Linked DNA regions of Homo sapiens: region 2 is linked to region 1. Evidence: read pairs that join two places in POLR2A ChIA-PET (ENCODE). Cell type or tissue: OCI-LY7. All regions are shown on one strand. Each heading gives the region's core, and the rest is flanking DNA. Links, peaks and the distances in the headings are about the cores only.

The links. Peaks named below come from ENCODE experiments on the same cell type or tissue, not always from the same donor. Only the 100,000 strongest peaks of a DNase experiment are listed, where the experiment ranks them.
Region 2: POLR2A ChIA-PET joins it to region 1 with 11 read pairs; 19 of 35 experiments call an interaction of 5 or more read pairs at or near these places.

What each region holds. Positions count from the first base shown.
Region 1 is chr9:105,396,844-105,413,559 of GRCh38, forward strand. It overlaps SLC44A1 (solute carrier family 44 member 1), which reads left to right. Exons shown (of 16, transcript NM_080546.5): 16 at 1-503. Among named protein-coding and RNA genes, the nearest start is that of FSD1L, 43 kb to the right of the region's middle. RefSeq lists a silencer at 8,631-8,831. In OCI-LY7, for the core only: a CTCF peak has its summit at 4,974 (motif pointing left); DNase peaks (open chromatin) are centred at 4,948, 8,758 and 9,158; H3K4me3 peaks cover 1,783 bases; H3K27ac peaks cover 2,659 bases.
Region 2 is chr9:105,248,312-105,265,027 of GRCh38, forward strand. The region is part of intron 1 of SLC44A1 (solute carrier family 44 member 1); the gene reads left to right. Among named protein-coding and RNA genes, the nearest start is that of SLC44A1, 12 kb to the left of the region's middle. In OCI-LY7, for the core only: a CTCF peak has its summit at 3,645; a DNase peak (open chromatin) is centred at 11,310; H3K4me3 peaks cover 2,291 bases; H3K27ac peaks cover 2,625 bases.

The DNA of each region.
Region 1 (16,716 bases), core at 4,593-12,592:
TGGAATCATTTACCTTACCATTATTTTGGATTTTTTTCTTATTACAGTGTCACTACACTGTATTCATGTGGGGGAACAAACATGTAGGTGCTTGAACATGCCCCACAGACACAGTTGTAGCCCTAGTATTTGTGACGGTCATTATTGACACAGTGCAGACTTTGCAGATGGAGCATTATGCTCTCAGAGGACTTTAAAAATATGTATATTAAGCAATTAACTTTCTGGAGTTGGAGTTATCAAATCTTGCTGGGAAATTAACTTCCAAGAGCTCTGAATTGGATGGAATTCCATCTGGCTTCAGAGAACAATCAGCCTATATGAAACGGAGCTTTGAAATGTTTTTCTTGTGCAGAAATACGAACTAGAAAGAAAAGTGCTGATCTAATGCTAAGTTTTCTCTGTGTACTGACTCAGTTGCCAGAATTATAATGAAAACTGTATTTTAGTCTAACAAATGTATAGAATTTTTTATGTAATAAATAAAATTTTATAGGAAAGAATGTTATTGTCTACTGTGTTGTAACACTTCCCCATGCCCAGGGTGGTGACTGATAAAATCATGGGCAACATCTTCGTTTCAAATTAGGTCAGTATGCTGCAAGGGTGCCCCAGAATTTCCCAGCTGTTCCTTTCTGTCTCTCGCAGCATGTTCTGGGGGCTTCGGAATAGCAACTATAAATGTACCTAAACCAATTTCTGAAGTACAAAGTTCATCCACTGCCAGGCCAGGCTTCATAGCTGGAGTCTGAGTTGCCGCGTGAATGCTAAGATTGCAACTGAACTCAATCATCAGGCAGAGTAGAAAAGCCTCCACTGGGCCGGGCGTGGTGGCTCACGCCTGTAATCCCAGCACTTTGGGAGGCCGAGGCGGACAGATCACAAGATGAGGAGATCGAGACCATCCTGGCTAACACGGTGAAACCCCGTCTCTACTAAAAAAAATACAAAAAAATAAGCCGGGCGTGGTGGCGGGCGCCTGTAGTCCCAGCTACTCGGGAGACTGAGGCAGGAGAATGGCCTGAACCCGGGAGGCGGAGCTTGCAGTGAGCCAAGATCGCATCACCGCACTCCAGCCTGGGGGTCATAGCGAGACTCGGTCTCAGAAAAAAAAAAAAAAGAAAAAAAGAAAAGAAAAGCCTCCGCTGGACAGTGTCCATCATGGAAGACATTCATTGTGCCTGGTTCAGTGCCCTGCACGTGAATTGGAGCCTGGATCTGTAATGAGTTTAGTGCGTTTGTGAAACTGTGTGGTGTGCCATCATTTAGGCAGTAGCTGTGCCCCATTTAAAGTTTAGAAAAATCAAGCTTTTTAAAAACCAATAATTTTAGGTAATGTTAGGGACGAAGGAAGGGATGTTCTTCTTAAGTGGAAGACCTTTTGGAATACCGTAAACCTCTCCTAATTTGTTTTGTTATTTTGGATTTTTCTTGAGAGGCTGCACTGTAAACTGCCTTTTATTAGCAAATGTGAGCTGATGATAGTCCTGGTTGTTTACACCATCCTGCCAAAAAGAGTTGTTACAGAATAATCGTGAGGAGTCTTAAACACTGGAGGAATTTGAGATTCTGTAGAATATTAACCGATCTGGACTGTTCTTTCTTTTTTTGAGTGGTTCTGATGCAGATTTACGTAATTTCTATTATATAGACCACCTAATGATTAAAGAGCCTGTGAAAAGCCTCACATCTGAAAGGTACCTGAAAGTCTTTTCTTTCTGTTTGACTATGGAAAGCGTACTCTGTATTTAACCTCAAATTGAAGGAAATAAAAATCTAGAGGATTCTTTCAGGAGGCACAAAACTTACACACCCTATCTTAATATGTAAGTAGTGATTAAAATTTTAGCTGCTTTAAATAGCTGTACAGCTCAAAACTCTTACACATGTTGAAGGGTTCAGAAAGAAGCCAGTACCTCGAGAGGCTCTTTGGCCTCATATCTTTGATCAGATGCTGTGGAACTAACCCAGTGAGTTTCTGCCTCTACCAGGGGTGTCCAATCTTTTGGCTTTCCTGGGCCACACTGGAAGAGGAAGAATTGTCTTGGGCCGCACATAAAATACGCTAACACTAACCATAGCTGATAAGCTAAGAAAAAAAAATCGCACACACAAAAAATCTTTTTAAAAAGTTTACGAATTTGTGTCAGGCTGCATTCAAAGCTGTCCTGGGCTGCATGCGTCTCGCGGGCCGTGGGTTGGACAAGCTTGCTCTACACATTGTTTTTTCACTTGTGGCAAGTAGTAGTGAAAATAAGAAATGCTTTATGCTTTTAATTTGATGTGCCTCATTTACTGTCCCAATTCCAAGAAAAATAATTTTAGCAGATTCACCTAGGTTAAATTTAGGATTCCAGAAAAAGTAAAGCTAAGCTATTAGACCATTTCATGGGCTTATCAGCAATTTCAATAGAAAACTTAAAGCACTCTAGGTACTTACAAGCTCCCTGGCCAGGACTGTCAGACTAGAGAGGCAACAGTAAGGAACTGCCTTCGAGGCAAAACAAAGCGGCTTTCAGTCAATCTCAGGTTGCATCCTGTAACCTCACATTGGGAGACAGGCTATTAGGTATTTAAGGTTGGTCAACTCACTCCATCTTCCAGAAAGGATTCTCACAGCTTACAACAAAATAAAACAATTTTAACACACACACACACAAGTTGTGTAATAAGCAAATTGAAAAAAAATTGAGAAAAGGAGATTAGCTATGTAAGAATCCCAGGCTAGGCATATGACTAAATTCCAAGCTTCCTGTTAGTCCTGTCAAAGAGGAAATCAAGAAAGGTACATATTTAATGTTAAATTTTAAAAAGCATAAATAAAAGTTCAATAGGAAGGACTGGGCAGGCATTCACAATAATGTAAATAATATTTAATACATTGGATTAATGTTTATAATAGTGAAGAAAGCAGGGGCTCAAGCAATGCATGATCTCATTTATATGAAATAAATTTTCTTAGACATCTTAAAATATAGTAGGTGCTCTCTCAGTCCTGTAGGCACTGGTAGTTAACTGGTTAATTGAAAAACTGGGTTAAGGAGGAGAATCATTGAAAATGAAAATTTTTGGCCAGGTGCAGTGGCTCATGCCTGTAATCCCAGCATTTTGGGTGGCCGACATGGGTGGATCACCTGAGGTAAGGTGTTTGAGACCAGCCTGACCAACATGGAGAAACCCCGTCTCTACCAAAAATACAGAATTATCCGGGCACGGTGTCACCTGCCTGTAATCCCAGCTACTCAGGAGGCTGAGGCAGGAGAATTGCTTGAACCCGGGAGGCATACGTTGCGGTGAGCCGAGATCGTGCCATTGCACTGCAGCCCGGGCAGCAAGAGTGAAACTCCGTCTCAAAAGAAAAAGAAGGCTGGGCGCGGTGGCTCATGCCTGTAATCCCAGCACTTTGGGAGGCTGAGGCAGGTGGATCACCAGATCAAAAGATCGAGACCGTCCTGGCCAACATGGTGAAACCCCGTCTCTACTAAAAATACAAAAATTAGCTGAGTGTGGTGGCGCATGCCTGTAGTCCCAGCTACTCGGGAGGCTGAGGCAGGAGAATCGCTTGAACCAGCGAGGTGGAGGTTGCAGTGAGCCGAGATTGTGCCACTGCACTCCAGCCTGGTGACAGAGCAAGACGCCATCTCAAAAAAAGAAAAAGAAAAAGAAAATTGTTTTAAACTACAACATGTCAATGTTTATTGGCCAATTGTTGACATAGGTATATTCTTCTTTCTGACTCCTGACTCTTCTGAAGTTGTCTACTGTCTTTGACATTAAAGACACCAATAATGTAACCTCCCGAAAGTGCAATAATATGAAATATTGATTTATTAAAATGGATTAAAAAATTTAGAAATGCTTACAAAGCCCACTGAATATAGGTTCCCAGGTTTTTTATAGTTTTTATAATTTCTTTGCAATGTTTGTATTTCTCACCTACACATAACTTGAGAGTAGTAGTTTTAGCACTTACCTTTATTGAACCTTTGCAAGGTATTCAACTTTTCAAAGGGTTAATTTTTATAGAAACTACTCTTTTCATATTCATTGTTTTTATCAATATACGTAATATTTAAATAATCCTGGCAGTAGTGTAACCACTACACCTGGCATAACATGTTGAAATATACACACCTGACCCTTGTTAGCACAACCTCCTGATGCTGAGAATGAGAACACAGAACACAGGCCTCTGAGTGGAAGCCCCTCTCCAGGAGCATTCAGCATACGACAGTCATCAGCCAGTACATTCTACAGAAGCTTGGAAAAGATCGGTTTATTTGGCAAAATGGTTAAGTGAAAGCCAGCTGTGAAAGCCATCTATTTACATAAAAATGATGATTATGGTTATCTCTGTTTTGTGGGACTATGAGTAATTTTAGCTTTTCCTTTGCTTATTTGTATATTTAAAATATTCCTCTATAGTTTTTAACAGGAAAAAATTATATTAAACACAAATAGCTGGGTAAGATAATAAAATGATAGTAACTAAACCAGTGTGATAATAGGCCAGTGGAATAGAAGAGAAAGTTTCCAAAACAAATCGTATTATTTATAAGGGATTATACTTAAAATAGAATATACCTAAAATGAATAAGGAAGGAAAGAGTCCATTTAATAAATTGTAATTTAGGACAATGGGCTTTCAATTTGAAAACAAATCTAAGTCAAATCTAAATGGATTTAGGATTTTTTTATTATTATTAGACCAGGGAAAGGTCAGGAGGAGGAGTGGAGAGGATCTGATAAAATTAGAAAGATTAGAAGAAATAATAGAAATGATAGACTTGAAATAATAGGATGATGGAAATGATAGGTGGGGATTAGGGAGATGCACGTCTCACATTTCCTGGAAATTGTGATGTGTGAGGCCCATTTCAGATGCATTTCCTAAGCATGCTCACAGCAGCGTGCTAAATGTATCCACTTTCATTCAACAAGCATTTCCTGAGACCTCTTCTGGTCAGCCAGAGTTATATTCTGGGAGCTCAGTTCTAAATACTCCCTGATCTTAAGTAGCTCACAGCCTAATGAGGGACGCAGAGAGCAGTGATAGTAGAGAGTGCTTTGGAGCACACAGGAAGGTGTTGAGGTCATTAGGAGAAACTGTCTCAGCTGAGTCTTGAAGGATAAGCAGGGATTAGCCAGATGATGAAGGGGTGGGAGGGTGATTCTACCCAGAATAGAAGCACTTTGGCACTCATATAGCAACATGAGGAACAGAAGTCATTCAGGATGTCCAGAGCAAAGAAGATGTGCGTTTGCACCAAGAGGTGACCCTGGAGAGGATACAGGACTCTTACATGTGTGTTCAGACCTAAAGTGTGTGTTGTGGGGAGCCTGTGACAGGTTGTAAGCAGAGGAGCAATCTAGCCATATGGAGACTGCGTTGAGAGTGGAAATCTAGAAGAGAAAGACTTGGGAGGAAGGAAGCCTGAGCCGGGGCCTAAGAGGAGGACTGGAAAAGAGCAGGATTCCAGCGAGAAATCCAACAGGCTTGGTGACTAATGAAATTGGAGGGAAAGGGAAAATAAATCATGAAGGCCTATACTCAGGATGACGTGTGCCATCTCTTCATTTAGAGATGGGGGCTTTTGCCAGATGGTCAAATTCATCTAAGCTCTGATTCTCTACTTCATTGAATATTGGAAATATTTACCTTTTCTGTTCCATGCTAACTGTTGTAAAATCTCTGTAGTGATAGGAAGGAGTCCATTAGAGTTAGAGGTCCTGAAAATATTTATCTGTGCCAGCAAAAAATGTTTTCCACTCCCTGATAATGATTTCTGGTTTTCAGCTCCCCACATAACAAAGGCGTGTGTCGCTTAGGTAGTTGTAGACAAACCTCTCAATGACTCCAACTCTACTCTTCTACATTGTCATGCTAACCATTGGTGTGCTTCTATGCTAACAAGAAATAACATGCAATATGTTTTTAGTGTCTGTTTATATATTTATGCTGCTTTTGTTTTCCAAGAAGGCATATATACAAAAAGATTTTTTTTAACCCCAGGCTGGAGTGCAGTGATCCCATCATAGCTCACTGCAGCCTCAAACTCCATAGCTCAAGCGATCCTCCCACCTCAGCCTCTAGAATAGCTGAGACTACAGGCATGCACCTTCACACCCAGCTTTTTTTTTTTTTTTTTTTTTTTTTGGAAAGGCAGGGTCTCGCTTTGTTGCCCAGGCTGGTCTCCAACTCCTGGATTCAAGCAATCTTCCCAACTCAGACTCCCAAAGTGCTGAGATTACAGGTGTGAGCCACCATGCCCAGCCCGAAAAGATTATTAAACTAAAAATATAAAAGCAAAGACATAAACAGGAAGAAACAAATATGCTGGACTCTGGGACTAATATGGTCACAGTGCATTGAAGCCTTAAATTCTTTCAGCTTTCTTAGCAACCTGATAGGAAAGGAAAACACAAAGATCGATAGAATTTTATTCTCTGGTAGAAGAAGGTTTATGCATTCTTCAGTTTACTGTGGAAGCAAAAATAACCCACATATGGCTCTTAAATTGGGATTTGGGGATGCTAAGCTGGGGAAGTCCCAGCATGTAATTTCCTGATGCTTTCACTGAAGTTGTTACCTCATACCTTATTTAGATCTGTTTCTACTATGAGTTACACGACATGGTTCTTGGGTGTAAATAAAACAGAAAGATAAGTCTTCATTTATTTCGGATACATTCACTGAGTTCTACATTAGCTAAGAATACCAGAATAAGAGACCCAGCCTCTGCTCTCTGAAAACTCACACCATATTTAGGAAGCAAAGGAGTAAGCAGATGATTGTAATCTAGTGTGCCAGCCACTCTAACAGAGTTAACTCAGGAGTAGCAGGGAGACCCACCTGAAGGTGGGAGGGCCAGGGAGGTGGGGCTGTAATAAGCAAATAAGCCTTTGGGGAAAGGGAAGTAGAGAGTGTTCCAAGGAGGAATAGCGTGTGTGAAGAAATGATGATGTGTCTGTGAATCTGTACTGAAGTGTAGGTGTGGGGACATGAAATTGGAGCGGTCAGTAGGGATCAGATCTCGAGGGTCTTGCAGGCCACCCTAACGGTCTTGATTTTATGCTGCAGAAAATGAGGACTTGCTGAAAGATTTTAACCAAAGGAATGTTTGGAGATATTTGCCTTTCAGGGGAAAAATTACCCTGACAACAGTGGGGAGTATGGCATGGGGTGAGTTGCTTCTGGGCCAGGAAAACAAAGTGAAGAGACCATTGTAAATATACCATGTGATTCAGAATGAGAATTCCAACTAGGGCACTAGCAATAAGAATGGAGAGAAAAGGCAGGAGAATCGCTTGAACCTGGGAGGCGGAGGTTGCAGTGAGCTAAGATTGTGCCACTGCACTCCAGCCTGGGTGACAGAGCAGGACTCATCTCAAAAAAAAAAAAAAAAAAAAAAGAATGGAGAGAAAGGGATATATTTAAAAGCTAATGGAGGGATAGAATCATCAAAAACGGATGATTGGTTGGTGTAAGGGGCCAAGTGAAAGAAAGACAGGAGTGAAGCGTGAATCTCCAGGTCCTGGTTTGCATGCAATGCTGCATTGGAAAATAATTTACTTTTCACCTGGAAAGAACCACTTTAAGATGAAGCCGTATTTACTTTCATAAAGAGACAAGATAAAATAACAGAAAAAGCACTGATGTAGGATTTGGAGTATTTGAATTTATTGCCAGTGCCTCCAGTCCAGTCATGGGTTGTTTGTCCTCTCTGCCTATTTTCTTGACTATAAAATGTTATATGCTCAGCCTGTGCTGTAGGACTACGATGATAAATAAATGAACTTAGGGGATAGGAATATGCTTCGAAAGCAGTTAAATACAACAGAGTTGTTATCTCCTTATTTTCTGATGCCTAAAGGAGACAGCATCGTATAAGGAAGAGAACAAAGGTTTGGCACTATGGATATAGATTTGAATCTGTCTCTGCCTCTTGCTGTAGAAGCTGGGTAACCTGCGAAAGCCACAAAAGCTTTTTGAGGCTCAGGATCTTCCTTTGTAAAATGGGAATAGTCATGTTTTATAGGGATTGTGTAAGACAATGATAATTTTTTCATTTCACTCATTCATTAGCTAACAGATATTTAATGAGTACCTACTACGTGTTAGAAGCCAAGAATATAAAAGTGAACAGAACAAGCTAGAGTCTCCACGCTAGTTTTATGTATAAAAGCTAATGGTGGCTAGGCGCGGTGGCTCACATCTGTAATCCTAGGACTTTGGGAGGCCAAGGCGGGTGGATCACTTGAGGTGAGGAGTTTGAAACCAGCCTGGGCAACATGGTGAAACTACATCTCTACTAAAAATACAAAAAATTAGCTGGGTGTGATGGCGGGCACCTGCAATCCCAGCTACTCGGGAGGCTGAGGCAGGAGAATCTCTTGAATCGGGGAGGCGGAGGTTGCAGTGAGCCGAGAATGTGCCACTGCACTCCAGCCTGGGCGACAGAGCAAGACTCCATTTAAAAAAAAAAAAAAAGCTAATGGTGGGATGATATGATTGAAATGGCAGAGCAGGAAATTCCAAAACTCCATCATTCCACAAAAACGATGATCAAATTGACAAAAACTGTCCAATCAATTTTTACCAAATTCTAGAATCTAATAAAGAACTTACACACCTAGGCAAATGCTAAATAAAGACATTTCAGTAAGAGCATTGAGGCATGTTAACTTATCTGCATACCATCTCCACTCACCAGCTTAGCAGCATCTGTGAAAGTGGTGGCTCATGTTTCTGATGTGGCTTGCCAATGCCCAAGTAAGCAATGTGTGGTTAGACCTTGTTCTCAAAAAAAAAATTGTGGTTGTGTGTTTTGAATTGTCTGGTGGCTCCCTGAATGATCAACTCAGGGGTTTATCTTTGTGTCACATGCCTCAGAAGCTTCTTAGGGTTGAAGTGATCTCCCAAGTGACATTTGTCAATGGCACTTAAAGGCTTATATACTAGCTGCAGCAACCTGTGGTGAAGAATAACAGATGCGGCAAACGGCAGACAGATGGAAGCCTGGGAAAGAAGAGGCTAGAAAAGGACATACACGGAGGAATAACAGCTTTCAAAAGCTCCTGCATATACTAGGAAATGTCCAAGGCCACACACATGCCCAGGGCTTGACACAGGAAGGACCTGAGAAGACCACAAACGTTCGCTTCTGGCTAACCTTTCGATGCAAGCAGGAAGTAAAGGCTAGAGCAGAGTTGTAAACAGTCTTGCTAAGGGTTAAGCAGTGCCCCCATAAAGAATGAATGTGCAAAGACTGGAAGGTGATCTCTTTTTTTTTGTGGCTCCAGGTATTTAAGGAAAACTCTGTCAAATCACTAGCTGACCATAAACTAACAAAACAGAGACTTCAGTGGCCACACACACACACACCAAAGAATACAGTCTCTACAATACATAGTTCAGAAAAGTCATTAAACAAATAAACAACGATAACCCACAATAAGCCAGCAACTACAAACCCTAGGGAGGAGGAAGAATCTGATTTCCAGAGTTGCCACATTATAATATGCAAAATGTCCAGTTTTCAACAACAAGAAATTACAAGGTACACAAAGAAATAAGAAAGTACAGCCTATTAACAGTAGAAATTAACAGAAACTGGCCAGACGTGGTGGCTCACACCTATAATCTCAATACCTTGGGAGGCTGAGGCAGGAGGATTGCTTGAGGCCAGGAGTTCAAGACCAGCCTGGGCAACATAGTGAGACCCCATGTCTACCAAAAAATAGAAAAAGTAGCCGAACATGGTGGCGTGCATCTGTAGTCCCACCTACTCAGGAGGCTGAGGTGGGAGGCTTCCTTGAGCCCACGAGTTCAAGGCCGCAGTGAGCTGAGATTGAGCCACTGCACTCCAGCCCGGGTGACAGAGCAAGACTTCATCTCTTTAAAAAAAATTTTTTTAAAAAGAAACTGTCTTTGAAGAAGCCCAGATATTTGACTTACTAAACAGAGACTTTCAATCAACTGTCTTAAATATGCTCAAAGACACAAAGAAAGTGAAGGACAAAGAACTAAAGAAAATCAAGAGAACAATGTTTTACCTAATAGAAGACATCAATAAAAATATAGAAATGATAAAAAAGGGAACCAAATAGAAAACCTGGAGTTGAAAATAACTGATATCAAAAATTCACTAAGAGGGGTTCAGTAGCAGATTTGAGCAGGCAGAAGAAAGAATCACCAAATTTGAAGATAGATCAACTGAGATTATTCAGTCTAAGGAGCAGAAAAAGAAAAGAGTGAAGAAAACTGAACAGAGCCTAGGAGACCTGTGGGATACCCTCAAGCATACCAACATACACAGAATGGGAGTCCCAGAAAGAGAAGAGAGAAAGAAAGGAGCAGAAAGAATATTTGAAGAAATATTGTCTTATAAGGTCTGGGCTATAAAGAAAAAAATACTTGAAGAAATAATGGTTGAAAACTCCTCAAAAGTGATAAAGACATGAATGCACATCTAAGAAGCTCGACAAACTCCACATAAAATAAACCTAAAGAGATCCACACTCAAACAGATTATAACCAAATTGTTGACAAAGAAACATAGAAAATATTGAGTGCAGCAAGAGGGAAGCAGCTCACTACATATAAGTGATCCTTAATAAGATTATTCCCTGATTTATCAGAATGAGGGATGATGTATAGTAACCCTGAAAGAAAAACAATTGTTAATCAAGAATCCTGTATTCAATAAAATTCTCCACCAAAACTGAAAGAAGGCCAGGCACAGTGGCTCACACCTGTAATCCCACTGTAATCTCAGCACTTTGGGAGGCTGAGGCAGGCGGATTACCTGAGGTCAGGAGTTCAAGACCAGCCTGGCCAACATGAGGAAGCCTTGTCTATACTAAAAATACAAAAATTAGCTGGGCGTGATGGCACATGTCTGTAATCCCAGCTACTTGGGAGGCTGAAGCAGGAGAATCACTTGAACCTGGGAGGTGGAGATTACAGTGAGCTGAGATCATGCCACTGCACTCCAGCCTGGACAACAGACCAAGACTCTGTCTCAAAAAATAAAAATAAGGCCAGGCACGATGGCTCACACCTGTAATCCCAGCACTTTGAGAGGCCGAGGCAGGTGGATCACCTGAGGTCAGGAGTTGGAGACCAGCCTGGCCAACATGGTGAAACCCTGTCTATACTAAAGATACAAAAATTAGCTGGCATAGTGGTAGGCGCCTGTAATCCCAGCTCAGGCAGGAGAATTGCTTGAACCTGGGAGGCGGAGGCTGCTGTGAGCCGAGATCTCGCCACTGCACTCCAGCCTGGGCGACAGACTGAGATTCCGTCTCAAAAAATAAAATAAAATAAAAACAAAAAACTGAAAGAAATCAAGACATTCTCATACAAACAAAAGTTGAGGAAGTTTGCTTCTAGTAGACCTGCCCTATGAGAAATGCTAAGGGAAATTATTCAGGAAGAAATGAAAGAACACAAGTAACTCTAGCTATACAAAAAAATAAAAAATAAAAACATCAGTAAGGAAACTACATAGGTAAACATAAAAGCTAGTATTATTGTATTTTTTGTTTGTCACTCATTTGTTGTTGTTGTTGTTGTTGTATTTGAGACGGAGTCTTGCTCTGTTGCTCAGGCTGAGTGTAGTGGCATGATCTCAGCTCACTGCAACCTCCACCTCCTGGGTTCAAGTGATTCTCCTGCCTCAGCCTCCTGAGTAGCTGGGACTACAGGTGCATGCCACCACATCTGGCTAATTTTTGTCTTTTTTAGTAGAGACAGAGTTTTACCATGTTGCCCAGGCTGGTCTCGAACTCCTGACCTCAGGTGATCCACCCACCTCGGCTTCCCAAAGTGCTGGGATTACAGGCGTGAGCCACCGCACCCGGCCTGTCACTCACTTTTTTTCTACATGATTTAAAAGGCAAATGCATAAAACAATAATTATAAATGTATCTGAATGAACACACAATGTATAAAGATATAATGTATGACAATAACAACATAAAGGGAGAAGGTGGAGCTACATAGGAACACAGTGTTTGTACATTATTTAAGCTAAATTGGTATTAATTCAAACTAAATTATTATAAATTTAGGATGTTAATTATAACCCCCAAGGTAACATTAACAAAATAACTAAAAATATACATTCATAAAAGGAAATGAGAATCAAAATAATACACTAGAAAAATCAATTAAACATAAGAGAAGACACAGATATGATATAAAGGAAATAAACAACAAAATGGCAGAAGCAAGGCCTTACTTACCAGTTTTTTAAAATGTAAATGGATTAAACTCTTCAGTTAAAAGGCAGAGTTAGTGGCATAGATTAAAAAACAGACTCCAACTATATAATATCTGCAAGAGACTCAATTTACGTCCAAAGACACAAATAGGATGAAAGTGAAAAGATGGAAAAAGATATTCCATGCAAATAGTCATCAAAAGAGAACTGGAGTAGCTATAGAAATATCAGACAAAACAGCCAGTAAGACAAAAATTGTTACTAGAGAGGACATTTTATAGTCATAAAAGGAACAATGCATCAATAACATATAGCAATTATAAACATATGTGGGCCAAGTGCAGTGGCTCACCCTTGTAATCCCAACACTTTGGGAGGCCAAAATGGGAGGGTCACTTGAGCCTAGGTGTTCGAGACCAGCCTCAGCAACAAAACAAGACCCTGTCTCTACAAAAAGTTTTAAAATTAGTCGGGTGTAGTGGCGTGTGCTGGTAGTTCTAGCTACTCAGGAGGCTAAGGTGGGAAGATCCCTTGAGCCCAGGAGGTCGAGGTTGCAGTGAGCTATGATCACGCCACTGCACTCCAGCCTTGGTGACAAAATAAAAAATAAGCATATGTGCATCTAATAAGAGAATCCACAGTACACGAAACAGAAACTAACAGAATTAAATGGAGAAATAGACAAATCAACAATAATAGTTGAGACTTCAATATTTCATTTTCAAAATGGATAGAATAACTAGACAGAAGATCAAGAAGAAAATAGAAGACTTGAAGAGCATCATACACCAACTAGACATAATAGACATCTGTAGAGCACTTTATTCAACACTATTCTTCTGAAGTGCACATGGATCATTCTCAAGGCTAAACCATGTTAGGCCACAAAACAAATCACAGTAAATTTTAAAAGATTTAAATCATATAAAGTATATTCTAGGTCAAAATAGAATGAAATTAGAAATAAATAACAAGGAAATTGACTCAAAATGTTATGAAAATAACAAGTAAATTACCTCAAAATAGACCTAAATATAAGAGCTAAAACCCTAAACCTCTTAGAAGAACTCATAGGAGTAAATCTTCATGACCTTGGATTGGGCCATTGTTTCTTGGCTATGAAACCAAAAACACAAGCAATGAAAGAAAAATAGATAAATTGGACTTCATCAAAATTGGAAAATTTTTGCCTCAAGGGACATAATCAAAAGTACAAAAAGACAACCCACAAAATGGGAGAAAATATTTGCAAATCATGTATCTGATAAAGGTCTACTGTCCAGAATATGTGAACAACTCTTACTACTTAACAACAAAAAAATAAACAACCCATAACGAGCAAAGGACTTGAAGAGCTATTTCTTCAAAGAAGTTTAAAAATGGCCATGAAGCACATAAAGAGATGCTCAATGTCATTAGGGAATTGCAAATCAAAACCACAAGGAGATACCACTTCAAACCCACTAGAATGACTATACTCAAACAAATAGACAATAAGAAGTGTTGACGAGAACACTCATACATTGCTGGTGAGAATGTAAAATGGTGCCACCACTTGGAAAACAGTTTGGCAGTTTCTCGATAAGTTAAACATAGAATTACCATGGGATGCAGGTATATATCCCAAATGATTGAAAACAGGTGTTCAAAGAAAAACTTGCTCACAAATGTTCATAGTAGCATTATTCACGATAACCAAAAAGTAGAAATAACTAATGTCCATCAGCTGATGAATGATAAGCAAAATGTTGTATATCCATACAACAAAATACTACTCAGCTGTAAAAAGAAATGAGGTACTCATACATGCAACAACATGGATGAACCTTGAAAACATGATGCTAAGGGGAAAAAGCCAGACACAAATGGCCACATATTGTATGATTCCATGTATATGAAATATCTAAAATAGGCAAAATCCATAGAAACAGAAAGCACATTCATGCTTATCAGGCACTGGGGAAATTGGGAATTACTGCTTATTGGAAATACGGTTTCCTTTTTGGGTAATGAAAATATTCTGGAACTGTATAGTGGTGATGGGTGCAAAACTTTGTGGATGAACTAAATACCACTGAATTGTACACTTTAAAATGGTTAAAATGGTAAATTTTATGTTATATATATTTTACCAGAATAAAAATAAAGACATACAGAAAAGTTAGAAGAATAGTTCAAAGAATTTTTATATATACCCTTCATCTACATTCCCTAAATGTTAGTATTTTAATGCATTTGCTTTTTCTCCTCATTTCCACTCCTCTATCCTTCTTCCCTTCTCCTTCCCCTTCCCCTGCTTCCCTTTTCCTACCTCTCCCTCCCTCTCTCTTGCTCTGTCTCCATTTCTCTCTGTCTCCATCTCTCTTGGTCTCTCTCTGTGTATGTGTGTGTGTGTGTGTGTGTGTGTGTGTGCGTGTGCATTTTACAGACCTTCTTTAAATTTTAACAGTTGTCCCACTAATGTTCTTTATGGAAAAAAGCTTTTTTTTTTTCTGGTCAACAATCCAATCTAGGATCACACATTGCATTTCATTTTCATGTCTCTTTAATCTCTTTTAACTTGGAGCAATTGCACAGTCTTTTGTTGTCATTCATGACCTTGATGTATTTGAAGAGTCAGGCCATTTATTTTCTAGAATGACCTTCAATTTCGGTTTGTCTAAAGCTTCCTCATGATTAGATCCAAGGTATGCCTTTTTGGCAGGAATACCACAGAAGGCATAACTGTGTCCTTCTCAGTGCATCATATCAGGAGGCACATGATCTCGTTTGTCCCATTACTGTGTGCTAACTTTGATCATTTGGCTAAGGTGGATCTTCCTGGTCTCTCCAATGTAAATGTACTGTTTCTCCCTTTGTAATTAATAAGTATCTTGTGGAGACATATTTTGAGACTATGTAAAAGTCCTATTTCTCATCAACTTTTCACATTATCTATTCACATTCTTCTCTGAAACAGCTATTACTGGTGTTTTCATATAATGATGATTTTCTAATTTCATCATTCTTCCTATATTTATTAGCTGGTGTTCTACTGTAAGGAAAATCTCTTCTCACCCACTTAGTTTTTCATCAAATAAATATTTATTCATCAAATAATATATATGTTAAATAACGTTTTAATTAGTCATCAAATACATATTTATTTGTTGAATAAATATTGATTATTCATCAAATAAATAAATATCAAATCCCAGATTGTTACTTTTTTCTGTTATCCTCATTTATTTTTATGCCCACATTGTCTCAGATTTAGCCAATGGGAGCCCATTCAAGCTGGCTCCTGTACTTTTGATCTGTCCCCATCATTCTTTGAGTACTTCCTTATTCACTGACGCAACCAGATGTTCCAAGCTCATCTTATGCTTTCCTGGTTTCAACTCTGTAATCAGCCAAGTCTTCAAGTGAGCCCTAGTTCCTTTTAATGGAAACTGGTATTTGGAAACCAAGGTCTGGGCACAATATGTGCTTTTGTGGTAGCTATTTGATAATAGCGACCACATGATATACAGCAGGAGAAAGGAAATGACTGCATTACTTTTTTTTTTTGAGATGGAGTCTCACTCTGTCACCCAGGCTGGAGTGCAGTGGCGCCATCTCAGCTCACTGCAACCTCCGCCCCCTGGGTTCTAGCGATTCTCCTGCCTCAGCCTCCCGAGTAGCTAGGATTACAGACACCTGCCACCACGCCCGGCTAATTTTTTTGTATTTTTAGTAGAGACCGGTTTTCACCATGTTGGCCAGGCTGATCTCGAACTCCTGCCTCAGATGATCCACCCGCCTCGGCCTCCCAAAGTTCTAGGATTACAGGCATGAGTCACCACGCCCTGCCTACTCTGCATTACTTTTTATAGGTCAATCCACACCTGGAATATAAATGAATGAGAGTGTTTTCAGAGACAAGCCTAGAGAAGATATCTACTGGGAAAAGAGACATCTTGGGGTAGAGAAAGGGAAAAGCAATGATTACTATATTCAAATATCTAAAGGGATGTTGTAGAAAAAATGGTGTCTATAGTCATGTCCTGAGCCCCTAAAGGGTTCTAATGGTTGGAAAAAGAGACTTCTGTTTCATCAGTCAATTAACATATGTTAATCACCTATTACTATCAGGCTGTGGCAGTGAGTGCTGATTGCCCTGCTATTGCTCTTCTGCCCATCTTTTTCATGAATATAACCCAGATATCATTCTGGTTAGCAAAATGCCTTACTAAAATACTCACCTTTCCATACTTCCCTGAAGCTTGAAGTGGTCGTATGACATAGTTCTGCCCAATGAGATATAAGCTGAAGAATACTGGCAATTTCCAAGAAAATTTCGCCTTCCCAATATAGGTGCCGCCCATCTTCCTGGTTTTCCCCTTCTCTGGCCTGTCTGGAATGCAGATGTGATCCTACTTGAAAGAACAAAAGACATATTACAAACACCAACAGAACCACAGACCAAAGATGGCAGAACCAAAAGATAGAAGGAGCCTGGTTCCCAGAA
Region 2 (16,716 bases), core at 3,459-11,458, 150 kb before region 1:
ACTTTGATCTCTTGTAATCTGTCCTGGTATTATTTTCATTTTCTTGGCAGTGTCTGGGTATCATGATTTTCCATCAAAATAATTATACTGTTTTAGGATTTAGATCAAAGAAAAGTGTCACATTCTATACTAGCATTTCATTGCTAGAGGAGCAGATTATTGGCAAAATAATTTGTGCTGTATCAGCTATGTACATCTAGGATCTTAAAAGTGTCTAGTGAGTCAGGGCTCTTAAGGAACTTTTTAAATTATTTTTTAAAAATTAGTGACCATTACAAGTTGTTTACTAATATTGGTAATTGCTCAATACAAACCAACACAGGACAGTCTTTGCCTAAAAGTCTTTTGAGGGGAACGTAAAAGTAAGATAGTCTTGAGTTTCTTTTTACAGTACTAATCCTCCCTAAGGCTCTTAAAATTTATTCCCATCTCCCTATAATTCATTTGTTCTGGTATAACCTGACATAATTTCTATCCTTGTAATGTTAAACTTCAAATTTCACTTGTAAATCTTCAGATTTATTAAATGCTCTTTCCCATTGACAAACCAGTTTGAATGAATCTTTTGAAAGATTACTTAGCAAATTGCCGTAAGTCTTTGTCCTTAATGGCTAGATGATTATTTCTCACAGCAGTGCTTTAGAGGCCAGGAGATTTTGCAAGTTCTGTGAAGTTCTGTGTCCTTCAGTTCTAACCTTAAATGTTGTAAGAGGGATGGAGGAGAATCTTTCAAGTTGAACAAACTGCCGCTTGTCTGTCTAGCGTTAGGAGACATTTGTCCACTGTCTCATCCCATTGTCTTCAAATTGAAGGCTGTATATTTAACTGTCTTTTTGTAGCACTCATATTCTGTTTTGGGAGTAATAAAAAACAATCAGAAGTGGTTTACAAATGCTGGTTAATATTTGCATATGCTAACTGTGCTTTAACAATTTTAATAATACCATCATCTGTATCAGCTTTGTGGAGTTTGAAGTGAGATGGTAAAAATTAAATTTGAAGAGTGTAGTGGGAATTACCCACAGAGACTAAAGTTGCTCAGTTAAATTAAGACCTGCAAAGTAAACTTCATCTAACGGGAACAGAAGTCATGGCATGAAGCCTTTTTTTTCCTTCATCTTCTGAATACTGTGTTGTTAGCATAGAGGATCTACTCCTCAAAATATGTAAATCAAAGTTAATTTCGAAATTGGAAAATAATGTAGAAATGGTAATTTTTTTTTTTTTTTTGAGCCAGAGTTTGGCTCTCATCGCCCAGGCTGGAGTGTGGTGGCATAATCTCGGTTCACTGCAACCTCTGCCTCCCGGGTTCAAGTGATTCTACTGCCTCAGCTTCTCAAGTAGCTGGGATTACAGGTGCTCGCCACCACACCCAGCTAATTTTTTTTTTTTTTTGTATTTTTAGTAGAGACGAGTTTTCACCATGTTGGCCAGGGTGGTCTCGAACTCCTGACCTCAGATGATCCACCCGCCTCAGCCTCCCAAAGTGCTGGGATTACAGGCATGAGCCTCCATGCCCGGCCAATTCCCAAATCTTAAATTGCAGTTTACTAATTTTTTTTTTTTTTTTTTTGTGAAGTAGGGTCTTGCTTTGTCACCCAGGCTAGAGTGCAATGGCATGATCATAGCTCACTGCAGCTTTGATCTTCTGGGCTCAAGTGATCCTCCCACCTCAGCCTCCTGAGTAGCTGAGACTATAGGCACGAGCTCACGCCTGGCTATTTTTTTAATGTTTTAAATTTTTTGTAGAGACAGGATCCCACTATGTTGCCTAGGCTGGTCTCAAACTCCCGGGTTCAAACTATGCTCCTGCCTTGGCCTCCCAAAGTGCTAGGATTATAGGTGTGAGCCACTGCACCCGGCCTACTTTTTTATCTTTAGAAAATGTTTACTTTTCTAAAGATAAAATTTTGAATTAAGGAATTTCCAAGTTAAATTTCACACCACCATTTTGAACTTTCTACAGTTGCCATCTGGAGAGTAGCATGGTACAGCAAAACTAGTCCACTTAGAATGCTTCCAGGCTTAACAAATACTATACTATCAAATACTATTTGATGTGTTAACAGTACAGTCATTTAAAAATGTTATTGGCCTGGGAAAATTATTCATAAAAATATATTCTACTACCAGTAATTGGTTGATAGTTGTTTTTCTATGCTCCCCTTTCCCCTGCTCAAACTGCAAAGAAAGAATGAAATATTTCAATTTTGTAATTTTGCCTCAGATTTTTGGGACTATAGGGGATATATGAGATAAACCTACTATCACTTTTCTGTTGATCTAAACTAGAATGTAGAGATATGAAGTAGACTGAGGTCAGAGAGATACATTATGAGGTAGCTGGGATTAGAAACCTGCTTAATCTCTTAATCTCTTGTCCTTTCTGTAGTACAGTACTATTAATTCTTAATGTCTCAGGCTTTCTTTTCCTTTCATCCTTGGCTGCACATTGGAATCACTTGGAGAAGTTTACAAATGTTATGGAAGTGATGCCTGGGTCCTATTCCCAAAGATTCTTATGTATTGGTCCAAGACTGCGGGCTGGGCATCAAAAAAAGTTTTTTTTTCTGTTTTATAAGTGCTTCTTGCAGAGCAGGGCTAACCCATAATAGTACACCCAGAGTAGCCAGCATCAAAACTTTTAAAAGTTCCCCTGGTAGCCCTCGTGTGTCACCAAGTTTGAGAGCCACTCTTCCTTACCCTTTCTCTAGGTAATTTCATCCCTCGTATGGCTTCAGTTACAGTCTGTATGTTAACAGTTCCCAAACTAAATTACTGTCCTGGTCGCTGATCCTTATATCCAACTGATTAATTAGCATTTACACTAGAATATTGTACAGGCAACTCAAACTCAGCATGTTTAAATCTGTCCTCAAAATCGTACCCCTCACCCCCGGCTTTTTCAGTACTTTATCTCTGGTTCACCGAATGATACCAATGCCCTGGTTGTGGAAACTGGAGACTCGAGTCCTGTAGGGAACCTGCCTCTCACTCTTCTATATCTAGTCACCACATCTTGCCTCTTTGACCTTCTCAACGTCACTGCCAGCACTCCGGTTCAAGCCTCTGTCATCTCCAGCCCAGTACCTTGGTTACAGATCTCTCCGTAACTGTTCATGCTCCCTTCTAATTTTTCTTCGTATTGCAGTCTTGGTGATCTTTGAAAAATCCCAAGCTAATTGTGTTCCTCTCCTACTTAAAACCCTTTAATGGTTTCCCATTGCTCTTAGGACAAAGACCAGAACCCTTGACCCTGGACAACAAGACCCTGTGTGTGGCTGTTCTCCATCTCTCTATAGGGTCACCTTGTGGTGTGCTTTTCTTTGCTCATTGCACTGCAGCCTCACAGATTCTTCAGTTGGTTGTATTCCTTCCTCTTAGAGGGCTTTTGCATATGTGGTTCACTTGTCTAGGAGGCTCTTTGCTTTGCTCCCTGGCTTTTGGCTGGTTGCTTTAAGTTTCAGTCTGAAAGTCACTTCCTTGGAAAAGCCTTTTCTGATCCCTTCAAACTAGGCCATGTCTCCTCATTAAACTCTCATAGCCTTATGTGTTTTCCCTGTGAGCACTTAAAGCAGTAAACACGTAATTTTACAGTTAATATTAATGTCTAGACTAGGTGGCGGCAAACTACAGCCCATGGGCCAAATCTGACCTGCTACCTGTTTTTTATGGCTTACGAGCTAAGAATGGTCTTTACGTTTTTAAGTGGTTGAAACAAATCAAAAGAATATGATTTCATGAGAAATTTATTTAATAAATTATGAAATTTTAATTTCATTCACAAGGTTTTATTGGGACACAGTCATATTAATTCATTTACTTGTCTATAGCTGCTTTCATATGACAGTGTCAGAGTTGAGTAGTTGTGACAGAGGCCTTATGGCCTGCAAGCATAAATATTTACTCTGTGTCCCTTTACAGAAAATGTTTGCTGACCCTTGCTCTAGGCTGAGTTGATGAAGAGAGGGGCCGTGTTTGCTTTGTTTATTGCCATCTTGGTGCTTAGCTGGTACCAATACATGGTAGGTACTCATGAAATATTTGAATGAATTAACAGATATTCTGTTTCCCTCCATGGATAGAGGTGATTGAACTCCTACCTTAGAACACTGGGGTTTTAAAATTCATTATAAGAATTTTAAAACGATTCTTCTTTGGAAGACTCTTAACAGCATGTTCAGGGCTCTCTTAAGCAGCTTGTCTGTTGAAGGTATACATGTCACGTATGGAGCAAGTATACTTATAAAGGTGTAAGTTACTGGGTCAAGGTGGACAGGAAAGGGCTAGTGCGCTCAAGTAATGGACCAGTCAGATTTACAGTGGTGATGTTTTTATAGCAGGCACAAATGGGTGAGACTTTATGGCAAGCGTTGTAAAGAAAACGTGTTTGAGCTGGTGAAAAATTTAAGTCATTAAAGAGTTAGACATTGTTATCTCTGCTGTGGGAATTCACTCTGTGAAGATGGTTAAAGTTTTTGACACAGTAATATTTCCTCCTTTTTGATACTTTTTGTTTTCTAATTTATTTGGAATATAGCATAGCATAATGTTCCAATTTTGAATTTATGCATTGTGTAAAATTTAGTAATTTTTTTGGCAATTTAAAAAACAGATTTACATTTTTCAGTATGTTTTATTATACTCAATAGAGGGATGCCAGTTTTTCCCCTCTGGGGGACTCCTTTGTAATTGTATAATATGATAATGTTGTATAATAGGATTCATTTAACAAACATTTGGTTGATAAACCCCTGGAATTTATTTTTTTGTGAAAATATTATTATTCCTTTTAGTTACTCTCTACAATATCCCACAACCAGATATTTAGACTTATTTAGTAGGAAAACCCTTAAAAGCAACTTTTATTCAAATTTTTAAGGTTGCCAGAAATGCTGAAAATTATTAAATGGAAGTGTTTGACTTCTGGATATGTTTATAATATGTAAAGTAAAAAAACCAGCAGGAAGATGGAAAAATTGGAAACATGATTACTTCAAGATATTTAAGTAGCAGGGAAGGTATTAAAGTTTGTTTGTTTTTGTAGATTTGTGATAATATAATCATGATTATGATCTCAGAAAATTCTTCATTTTGAACTACTTATGATGTTACAGCTATAAGAAATAAAAAAGGCTGGGTTTGGTGGCTCACACGTATAATCCCAACACTTTGGGAGGCTGAGGCAGGAGGATTACTTGAAGCCAGGAGTTCTAGACCATCCTGGGCAATATAGTGAGACCCATCTCTACAAAAAATAGCAAAACAAATTAGCCAGGTATGGTGTCGTGTGCTTTTGGTCTCAGCTACTCAGGAGGCTGAGGTGGGAGGAAGATCTCTTGAGTCTGGGAGGTTGAGGCTGCATTGAGCTATGATCGTGCCTGTATTCCGGCCTGGGTGGCAGAGCCAGACCCTGTCTTTATTTTTTTTTGAGACAGAGTCTCGCTCTGTTGCCCAGGCTGGAGTGCAGTGACACAATCTCAGCTCACTGCAATCTCCGCCTCCCGGGTTTAAGCGATTCTCCTGCCTCAGCCTCCAAGTAGCTTGGACTACAGGTACCCGCCACCACACCTGGCTAATTTTATGTATTTTTAGTAGAGATGAGGTTTCTATGTTGGCCAGGCTGGTCTCGAACTCCTGACCTTGTGATCTGCCTGCCTCGGCCTCCCAAAGTGCTGGGATTATAGGCGTGAGCCACTGTGCCTGGCTGAGACCCTGTCTTAAACAAAGAAACAAACAAATAATAATAATAAAAAAAACCCTTAAATCCAAATAGCTAAAACATTAAGGAAAATTGATTATCTCCTATAGGTCAAGGGGTAGGGTAGCTTTCAGGTTGGTTAGTTCAGTGGCTTGATGTCAGCAAGGACGTAAGTTCTCTCCTTGTTTCTTTTTTGTCATTTTACGGAAGGTAGCTTTTTCTTAATTAGCTCCCCTCAAGATCCCAAGATGGCTATGGCTCTTCTTACCGTCTTTTGCTGAGCTGACAATCTCCAGTGGTTTTCCTTTCATGGGAATTAGAGAGGGCTGCACACTTATCCCTAAACAAGCTCTAACAAGAGGAAGGCAAAGGACTCTGCAATTGATTTAGAGTAACCAGGACTTCCCTCTGAGTCAAGTGAGGGGCAGGGCAACACCGGAACAAAAGGAGGACTTTGCCAGCAAGGTGGCGGCAGGGATGCAGGATTGGGCGTGGTGACTGGGTAGGCAGCCAATACTATCTGCTATGGTTTTGCCATTTTCTTTTGTCTTTAAATCAGACTTCTATAGTGTTTCCTAACATTTTACTTATAGCCCCATTATGAACTTCACAGTTCGTAGTTCAAAGTCACACAGTTAGTTATCTTCTTGTCCTAGTGATGCTGCTCAAGCCATTGCTGAAACCCCTGTCTTTCTTTTTTGCTCACCCCCACTGCATCTTTCCCATTCTGAGCTAAGGACAGCTTCAGATGAAGAAGAGCATTTGAGGTTGGAATAATGGTTAAGTGGTGAGTTAGTATTCTTGCAGGCCATGGTCCTTCAAGAGCACCTTGGCTGTTAGTATAACCTCTTCTCTCTCTAGCTTACAATCTCCTTTTCTACCTCTTTTGAAGTCTCACTTCTGTCTGTGTTTATCTCTGTTTCAAAATTGAGTATCAAAAAACTGATAGTTTTTATTTTCCTTATTTTTTTTCCACCTCCAGCTGATACACTTAAGGAGCTGTAATAATGAGTACAATCCACTAAAGAGGGAAAAAAAGAGAGCCTCTGTTTTCTTTTGTTTTAACCTGCTTACTTTCAGGTTTTTTTGTTTTTTTTTTTTTTTAATAATTAAACTGAAAAGTCATGTCATTATTTAGAATATCTCTGATATAAAGAGTTCTCACAGTATATAAAATGCATCCTTGCAATACATAATTTACAGAAGGAAATAAACCAGTGTGTAAATATGTTCAATCTTGTTAACAACCAAATTAAAGCATAGAGGCATCCTTTCACAGCTGTAACTTTGGTAATAGTTAACAAAATAATATTAATTGCCCAAGTGGTTTTGACTCAAATATACTTTATTGATTTGCTGAATAAATTGGAATGACCCTCTTGAGATACATTAAGAGCCATAAAAAAGTTAACATCCTTTATTTGGTAATTCTAAAGTTGAGTAATGCTATATGTAAGAATCTTTTTATTGTAGCATTATTTATAATGGCAAAAAGTTTAATTTAAAACATCATATATTTGCTGTAAAACTTTCTTCCTGTTTCTTAATAAAATCCATTTGAATTTAGTCTGTTATACTTCCTCATTGCCAACTAAATGGTCCTGCCTTAGTCATTGAGTAGCCTTTTGCCTTCCTCAGAAGTCCTTTCACTATTTCTTCTCTAAACAGCTGTTAGAATCCAGAGGATTGAACATCATTGTGTACTGGCAGGAGGGTGGGCTCTATAGCCAGACTATATCAATTTGAATCCCACCTTATCACTAGTTGAGTTATTTGGACCACATTCTTTAACCTTTGGTGCCTGAGTTTCACCAGCTATAAAATATAAACAATAATAAAACTTGCCTCAGATACTTTTAGCAAACTGCACAACTCATGAATGTATCTCAGAAATTACAATATTAATGTAAACTAAATCTCCCTGATGTTCTAATAACCATTAATCCTTCCCTTAAAAATGTTTTTGTGTTTGAGTTTTGGAAAGGTACCCTGACTTCCAAAAATTTTATTTTTATTTTTGAGACAGGGTCTTGCTCTGTCACCCTGGCTGGAGTGCAGTAGTGGATCTCGGCTCACTGCAACCTCCACCTCCCAGACTCAAGCAATCCTCCCACCTCAGCCTCCCGAGTAGCTGGGACTGCAGGCATGTACCACCATGCCTGCTAATTTTTGTATTTTTTGTAGAGATGGAGTTTTGCCATGTTGCCCAGGCTGGTCTTGAACTCCTGAGCTCAAGTGATCTGCCCACCTCAGCCTCTCAAAGTGCTGGAATTACAGGCATGAGCCACCACACCCAGCCTGGTTTATATTCTTGTGGTAATTTTATTGTGAGACAGAGTATCATTTAAGAGTTAGATCCAGCTGCATATGACAGAAAACTGAAAGAAACTAGATAAACCAGATAAAAATGTATTTCTTACCCAAAGTAAGTCCAGAAGTAGTGTTTCAGGGCTAATATGAGACTCCTCGTTTATCAAAGACCCACTCTCCTTTTGGTTTCATTATGTAAGCATATGGCTTTCATTCTTAAGATTACAAAATGGCTGGAAACTCTTTTTTTTTTTTTTTGAGACAGGGTCTCTCTCTGTCACCCAGGTTGGAGTGCGGTGGTGAGATCTCAGCTCACTGCAGCATCAATCTCCTGGGCTCAAGCTATCCTCCTGGTTGAGCTTCCCAAGTAGCTGGGACTACAGGCATGCACTACCACGCCCAGCTAATTTTTGTATTATTTTTATTTTATTTTATTTTATTTTATTTTATTTTATTTTATTTTATTTTATTTTATTATTTTTTGAGATGGACTCTTGCTGTGTCACCCAGGCTGAAGTGCAGTGGCGTGATCTCAGCTCACTTTAACCTCCACCTCCCAGGTTCAAGCATTCTCCTGCCTCAGCCTCCTGAGTAGCTGGGATTACAGGTGCCCACCACGACAGAGGGCTAATTTTTGTATTTTAGTAGAGGTGGGATTTCACCATGTTGGTCAGGCTGCTCTCGAACTCCTGACCTCAGGTAATCCACCCGCCTTGGCCTCCCAAAGTGCTGGGATTACAGGTGTGAGCCACTGCGCCCGGCCTTTTTTTGTTTTTGTTTTTGTTTTCTTTGAGACGGAGTTTCGCTCTTGTTGCCCATACTGGAGTACAGTGGCATGATCTCAGCTCACTGCAACCTCCGCATCCCGGGTTCAAGCGAGTCTCCTGCCTCAGCCTCCCAAGTAGCTGCGATTACAAGCATGTGCCACCACGCCTGGCTAATTTTGTATTTCTGGTAGAGATGGGGTTTCACCATGTTGATCAGGCTGGTCTCAAACTCCTGACCTCAGATGGTCTGCCCGCCTTGGCCTCCCAAAGTGCCGAGATTACAGGCGTGAGCCACTGTGCCTGGCCTGTATTTTTTTGTAGAGACGAGGTCTTGTCTCCCTATGTTGCCCAGGCTGGCCTCAAATTCCTGGGCTCAAGGGATCCACCCATCTTGGCCTCCGAAGTGCTGGGATTACAGGCATGAGCTACCGTGCCTGGCTCCCAGATTGTAAACTGTGTCTAGAAAATGAGTGCAAAGAGAGAAACAAACATAAATAATTAGAGGCTAAATTGGGTGGCAAGGAGTTCAGGGGACGGGGAAACCAAGAGAGGAAAGAATAGTTGGGGAGTTGGCTTCCTGAAAATGATTCTCCAGCAAAAGATCTGGTCTGGAAGAATGGGGTTTAGAAAAAGTGAAGGGCAGACAGATTTTAGTAGAAAGCAGGGAGAGGAATTCCAGTGTAAAGAACAGTTGGTCAAAGGCAAGGAAGCAGACAATAACTTGCTGCTTGTCAGTATGGAAAGGAGACCTGACCAGAGTGGAGTGAAGAGATGTTATGTTGCATTTGGGGAAGGCATTCATATTTGAAGGGGAGGAAAATGGGCAGCCATGGAGGAGTTTTCAGAGTGGTTTAAGGAAGATTAATTTGACAGCATAACTGCACCTGAATGGGAGAAATAGAAGGCAGAGGCCGCCCAGGGAGCTGTTCAGTAACTCATACCAGTGTAAACAGGAAACAGAGAAGAGTTATTGTGGAGTCAAAATAAAATAGACCTTCCTGACTTAATCTGGATATGTGGGATGAAAGAGAAGGAAAGAACAGATGTTTTGAACGCCACATCATGGAAGAAGGGTATTATAATGGCTAGACATGTTAGTTGAGATGGGGACTAGTTTGTGGAGAGGGGAAGATGAATTCAATTTTGTATGGACTGACTGGAGGTGGTACTGATATTAATACCTCCAGGCGGTATTTTCCATAGGGAATTGAAGACCCAGAACTGGATTTCAGAAAATGCTTTAAGTCATGAGCATATAGAATATAGAGAACACCAGTCATTGCTGGGGATTTACTGTGTGGTAGCCTCTGGGCTAAGCGCTTTACATGCAGTTCTCATTTTATTCTCATAACTCTGAGGTGGGTCCCAGTTAGCCTCATTTTACAGAGGAGGAAACAGAAACTCAGAAAGGCTAGGTACCTTGACTAGGATCGCCCAAGTAGTGTAAAACTGGGAGTAGTTCCAAGCCTGTGCACTTCCTGCTGTATTTCCCTCTGCTGTTCCAAGGACTGCTATATTAAATGGTAGATTGAATGTACCTTAGATACCACTTTTTTGTCTCTTAATTTCAGAGGTTGTGTGTGCTGTTTGCTGTTTGTTGTTTTGTTTTGTTTTTTGGGATGGAGTTTTGCACTGTTGCCTAGGCTGGAGTGCAGCGGCGCAGTCTTGGCTCACTGCAACCCCTACCTCCCGGATTCAAGGGATTCTCATGCCTCAGCCTCCCAAGTAGCTGGGATTATAGGCGCCAACCACAACACCTGGCTAATTTTTGTTTTTGTTTTTGTTTTTTTTTTTTGGTAGAGAGGGGGTTTCACCATGTTGGCCAGGCTGGTCTCAAATTCCTGACCTCAGGTGATCCGCCCGCCTAGGCCTCCCAAAATGCTGGCATTACAGGTGTGAGCCACCACGCCTGTTTGTTCTCTCTTTAAAGTCTATGTGTAGGTTGGTTTTAAATCAGTGCACCTCAAACTATAGAGGCCAGGGTACGACAGTTTGGAGCAGAGTCTGAAAGTGGTGGTTATAAACTTCAGACTCTAAGTAAGGACCAATGGCTACTGTGCGTATCCTCCAGGGCCCTTCCATATTTTCTTCTAAGAACTAAGTCTGAACAAGTCTGTCATGACAGCAAGTTTACTACTTGTTACTGTAATTGTGTTCTTTCCCCATAATTCACCAATTCCTGAAAATACACTTTTAAATAAGTAATGGATATTTATATGTTTAGTCAGTCTTTGGAGATTCATGGCCTTCGAAAGGGTTAATATAATTGATGCTTGTGTTATTAATATTGAGTGCCAACAAGGCTCTGGAGAGCAGTAAGAGAGGAAAGGGTGAAGAAAATGGCCTCAATAAAGTTGACTCTGGAGCACAAATGATTAGTGTGCACATTAAGATCAAATTACGAAGGCAGAGATTCCTACCATCAGAGCAAGAGCTGGAATTTTTAAAATAATAAACTTCATTTTAAAAACTCAGCATATTTAAGAGAGTTTTATTCCTTGCTTGCTAAGCCTCAAAGTTTTTCCAAATCTATTTTGCATGTGGTTTTGTATTTTCATGACAATTCTGAAACCACAGGTGTTGGAAGACAATTCTAAAGATACCAAGTTTTAAGTATATTTTGACATATTTTGAAACTAGCCATAGTTTTAATCAAGAAAAACATTTTTCAGTGTACACTGCTGATAGAAGCAGATTTCAGTTATGAAAGTTTGGAAATAATACTTTAATAAGGCACTTCATTTTAAAACTGAAAGCAATTCTAGTTTGCTGCTAGTTTAAAAAGTTTATAGTTTAATGTGATCTGAGAAAGTAAACCAAGACCAAGTGGAAACACTTATTTATCTTGAGGTTGCAACAAGCAAATTGAGCTGGGAGACTTCTGGGTGAGGAAGGATCTGCTACTTAAATCAGGCTCTAAGATATGATAGATGGTGCTCTACATGCCATCACTTTGAAAGATTTAAATGTTTCTTATGTAAGAATATCTTAATCAGGATTTCTCCCAAGTATGTGCTTCCAAAGCACCAGGGCTACAAGGTGTTCTGCCAAAAAAAGGGTTCTGAGGTCAGAAAAGTTTGAGAGGTTCTTCTTGCTCACTTCATACCACCCCCTCACTGGCCTCCCAACCCCATTTGAAAAGTAATCATGCATATTAACATATTTAGGGTCATTGCCCTGCCTCCCAGGAAACCAGTTTAACTTTGCTTAACTGGCCTTTATTGGACTTATCTGTCCTTTAAAATTTTTTTCACTATATCTTGAACTGCTCTCCTACACAGCACACTTTGAGTAACACTGCTTGAAATACTGCTTCTCAATTTCATTCTCCCAAATGACAACAAAAGTGATTATGGTGAAACCAGAAGCAACAATAAGGTTGTTGGATCAGGTGACTCTTAACTAAGAATCACTCAGCTCTGAAACTGACTTTAAGTGCATCACAAACTTCATGTTCTTCTTTAAGATATTGGCAAAAGTAGATAAATTTCAAGTCACTCAAGTATATTATAACTTAAAACCCTTTCACGTGAATCATTGTTTCTCAGATTAGTGATTTGAGATCTCCAAGGGATATTAGGTAGGGTAAATGATTGACAAAAGAATCCTTCAAGTTTGAAACTTGATAATATGAACTGCTATGGGGTCAGCTGGGCCAACAGCAAGAAGGGGAGCTATGATCTGCACTGGAGGATTTTCTCCTTTCTTCAAGTCTGCTGCAGCAGAGGGGCAGTTACAGTTATCACTTAAACTCCAAATGACCATTCGGAGATGGAATGCTATCTTTGGTTGGAGAAAGAATTGAGGATAGGGATGATGGGCCAAGCAAATAATAGATCCTCAATAAATGTTTATTGAATACATATGGAACAGGGATGGAGTATTCAGAGACTAAACATTTAGTTTGTGGTGCTGATACTTGTCAAGATTATGGTTAAAACAAATACAACTTGCCAATGGAGAGAAATGGGAATGAACCTGAAAATTAAAACTAGCTGCCGTTCAAACTGTTTAATTCTGGTGGGCTTTTGAATTCTACCTTGCTAGCATGTGTTCCTAGGTTATAATGAAGTCTTGGTGTATACATTAATATTAACCAATCAGGAAAAAAGGCACATCATAAGCTAGAACCCTCTGGGCCTCATCAAAACCTCAGTATGACAGGTAATCAGCACTGGACGATAGATTTATTATATAAGAATGAGGGCCTTCTTTCCCTTCTGCCACACCGCCTTCCCCCATTTCCCTGCAACACACCTCTTGTTTCTGGCCCACAGAGCATAATGAAAGCTCTTCTGGCCCATTTTCTCAGTGCCTGCCTGGGAGTAGACTGGGTAAAGCTCCAGTCTTAAGTATTTTGTTCAGAGTGTGACCTGGAAGATGACAAGCAGCACTGCTTCTGCCCATTGCAGCAATGAGGAAACTCAGGACAAAGGGAAGATGCTGAAAAGTAAAATAAAAGAACCGAGAATATCGGTAGAATAAAAAGAGAATCCCAAGCTGGCTGCATGCTTTGGTTCTGTTCAATGTTCATGGGCTGGTGTGCTGTCAGGCTAAGTACTGGGCTCAACAAAGAATGAGACTTTTCCTTCTGTAAGTGTGCAGTCTGTTAAGGGAGATGCTACGGAGGGGTGTAGCTTTGTCAGTGTGCCAGAGCCCAGCTGAATCTGTGTTTCTCTCTCTCTCTTTTTTTTTTTTTTTTTTTTTTGAGAGGGAGTCTCACTTTGTCGCTCAGGCTGGAGTGCAATGGCACGATCTCGGCTCACTGCAGCCTCTGCCTCCCAGGTTCAAGTGATTCTCCTATCTCAGCCTCCCAAGTAGCTGAGACTACAGGCGCCCGCCACCATGCCCAGCTAATTTTATTTTTTTATTTTTAGTTGAGACGGGGTTTCACCATGTTGATCGGGTGGTCTCGAACTCCTGACCTCAGGTGATCCGCCTGCGTTGGCTTCCCAAAGTGCTGGGATTACAGGTGTGAGCCACCACGCCTGGCCCTGTGTTTCTTATATAGCTAAATATTAGTATAGTTTACAAGGTGTAAAACACTGATAATTCCTTGCTAGATTTTAAACTAATTTTCAAAACTAAAAACTAGAAATACAAAAGTGCCCTAAAGGAACATAGATGTTATTTTTGAAGTTTGGTTTGTGTTTGTGCTTCACTGGTAAGGATGAAGTTCAGTAAACTTTAGGATAAAGTTATTGTGTCTGTAGGCATGACAGCATTTTATTATACAGAGTGAAAAAAATACTGTCCTTGAGTAAGAAAATAACAAAGCTTCAGATGCCTGTATGCAAGTCACAATGGCTTTTGAGGCAGTCCCATAGAAAAGATTGTACCTATAATATGGGTAATATTTTAATTTTCATGTTGAAATGACCAGCTTTTAAGCTAATAAATGAGTTTTCTTCTTTGATAGAGCAGATTCTAGAAATTTTAAAGTAGAACACATCGAAAGTATTCTTCTGTCGTTGTTGACTAACCTATGGTGGCTCTTTTGTTGCTCTTATGTGTTTATGACTTAGTCATGTATCTCTGCCCTGTTACCCTGCCAGGAAATCCATGTGCTCTTGCCATAGTCCCAAAGTCTCATACCTAACTGGGCACAGTGACCTGTTTAGTGTTCCATGGCCATGGACTAACTACAGGGTCCAGAATGGATTCAGGGACACCCAAGTATTCAATTTGTTTCCTACCACTACATCAGACCACCTTTCCATTTATCTTCCAGCTTTCTCCCATTCAGACATACATTTTCTGTTTATGCTCTTTAAGTTTTTAAATCTCATTTGGTTCCAAAAATGTTTTAGGTAATTTTTAATAAAATGTAAATATATTTAAGACTTTTGAAATGAAAAGCCAAAAGCTGAAAGGAGGTGGAGGTGGGATAAAAGGAAAAAGAAGCACAAATGTACCGAGTGCCTGAGCTTCTTCACCTACCAGTGTTTCTAGTCCTATTTTAGAATGATACTGATTCAAAGGAAATTGTCACATGGAATCCTTTTACAGAATTACACAACTGTCAGGGGCTTAAGAGGTCTACCAAGGTAGCCATGAATTTTATGTCACATACTCTACGTGGATTTTGTTCAGTCTTTGTTTAAACACTTCCAGCAACAGATAACTTACTGCTTCCTGAGGCATTTGTTCTACATTCAGGCAGTTATTAGAAATTTCATTTTGCACTACCGAGCTCTGTGTCCATGTAACTTCATTGTTCTGATTCTGCACCCATTAGCCAAACAGAATAAAAAACCGAAATTGGCCTTTAGTGTGTGCCAAGGTATGTGTGTGTGTTTTAAAGTTAAACACCTTTAGTTTTTACAACCATGTCTGAATGTCAGACTTTCAGAAACTTTACTGTTCTGGGCCACTTCTTTACTTTACTTTTATGCTTTCATGATTAAATCTATGTAATTTTTATTTTTATCAGTTACACATGTGTGTATTTTTTTTTTTTTTTTGAGATGGAATTTCACTCTTGTTGCCCAGACTGGAGTGCAATGGCGCGATCTTGGCTCACTCAACGTCCACCTCCCGGGTTCAAGTGATTCTCCTGCCTCAGCCTCCCTAGTAGCTGGGATTACAGGCACCCGCCACCATGCCCAGCTAATTTTTTGTATTTTTAGTAGAGACAGGGTTTCACTATGTTGGCCAGGCTGGTCTTGAACTCCTGACCTCAGGTGATCCACCCGTCTCAGCCTCCCAAAGTGCTGGGATTACAGATGTGAGCCACTGCGCCCAGCTCATATGTTTGTATTTTAAAGAGTTAAGCATTTCTAGGGCTTGTTATTTTAAAAAGCTCCCCACCCTCCCCATTTTCTGCTGCCCTGAGACCACCACTTTTAAATCTTTAATTCTTTTGCTTTTCCCCCTATATATCTTTAATATGCTTATACTGCTACCTCCTCGCTTTTCAATTTTTGACATTAATTTTGGACTCCACTGTAGAAGATAAAGATTGAGCTGTCTTCCAACACCATCCTTTGCCCTACCCTGTGCACCTACTTCGGGTTGCCCTTATCCTTCTGCTGCAGATATATCATCATAACTTTGTTTGGATCAATGTTCAGTCTTTTTTGTTTGTTTGTTTGAGATGGAGTCTACTCTGTCACCCAGGCTGGAGTGCAGTGGTGTGATCATAGCTCACTGCAGCCTCAACCTCCCAGGCTCAAGTGATCCTCCCACCTCAGCCTCCTGAATAGCGGGGACCACAGATTTGCACCACCACGCCTAGCTGATTTTTAAAAATTATTTTGTAGAGATGAGTTCTCATTATGTTTCCCAGGAGGGTCTCAAACTCTGGGGCTCAAGTGATCCTCCTGCTTTGGCCTCCTGAAGTGCAGGGATTACAGGCGTGAGCCCTCGCACCCTGCCTAATGTTTAGTCTTCATCTTATGACTAAGTGGTTGCTCTTAACAGCCGAGTCATGTAGTATTTCATCATTTGTCACTCTTGGAGATCGTGGTTGTCTTGTTCTACTGTCTACCCAGCTTTCTATTAATATGCACTTATAACTAATTGGCTTATAAACTCTCACCTAGTTGTGTGACTCTCCTTTGAGTAAGCTCAGATACCTTAGATATTCTTTCAGTTTCAATTTCCTGAATAGATCTCTCCCATACCTCCAAACTGGGCTGGATACTCTTCAGGCCTGCTTTTTTACAAAGCTGTCAATTTAAGATCTCCCTTCACATCATACCTGGAATTTTTTTTTTTTTTTTGAGATGGAGTTTTACTCTTGTTGCCCAGGCTAGAGTGCAAAGGTGCGATCTCGGCTCACCACAACCTCTACCTCCTGGGTTCAAGTGATTCTCCTGCCTCAGCCTCCCGAGTAGCTGGGATTACAGGCATGCGCCACCACGCCTGGCTAATTTTGTATTTTTAGTAGAGACGGGGTTTCTCCATGTTGGTCAGGCTGGTCTCGAACTCCTGACC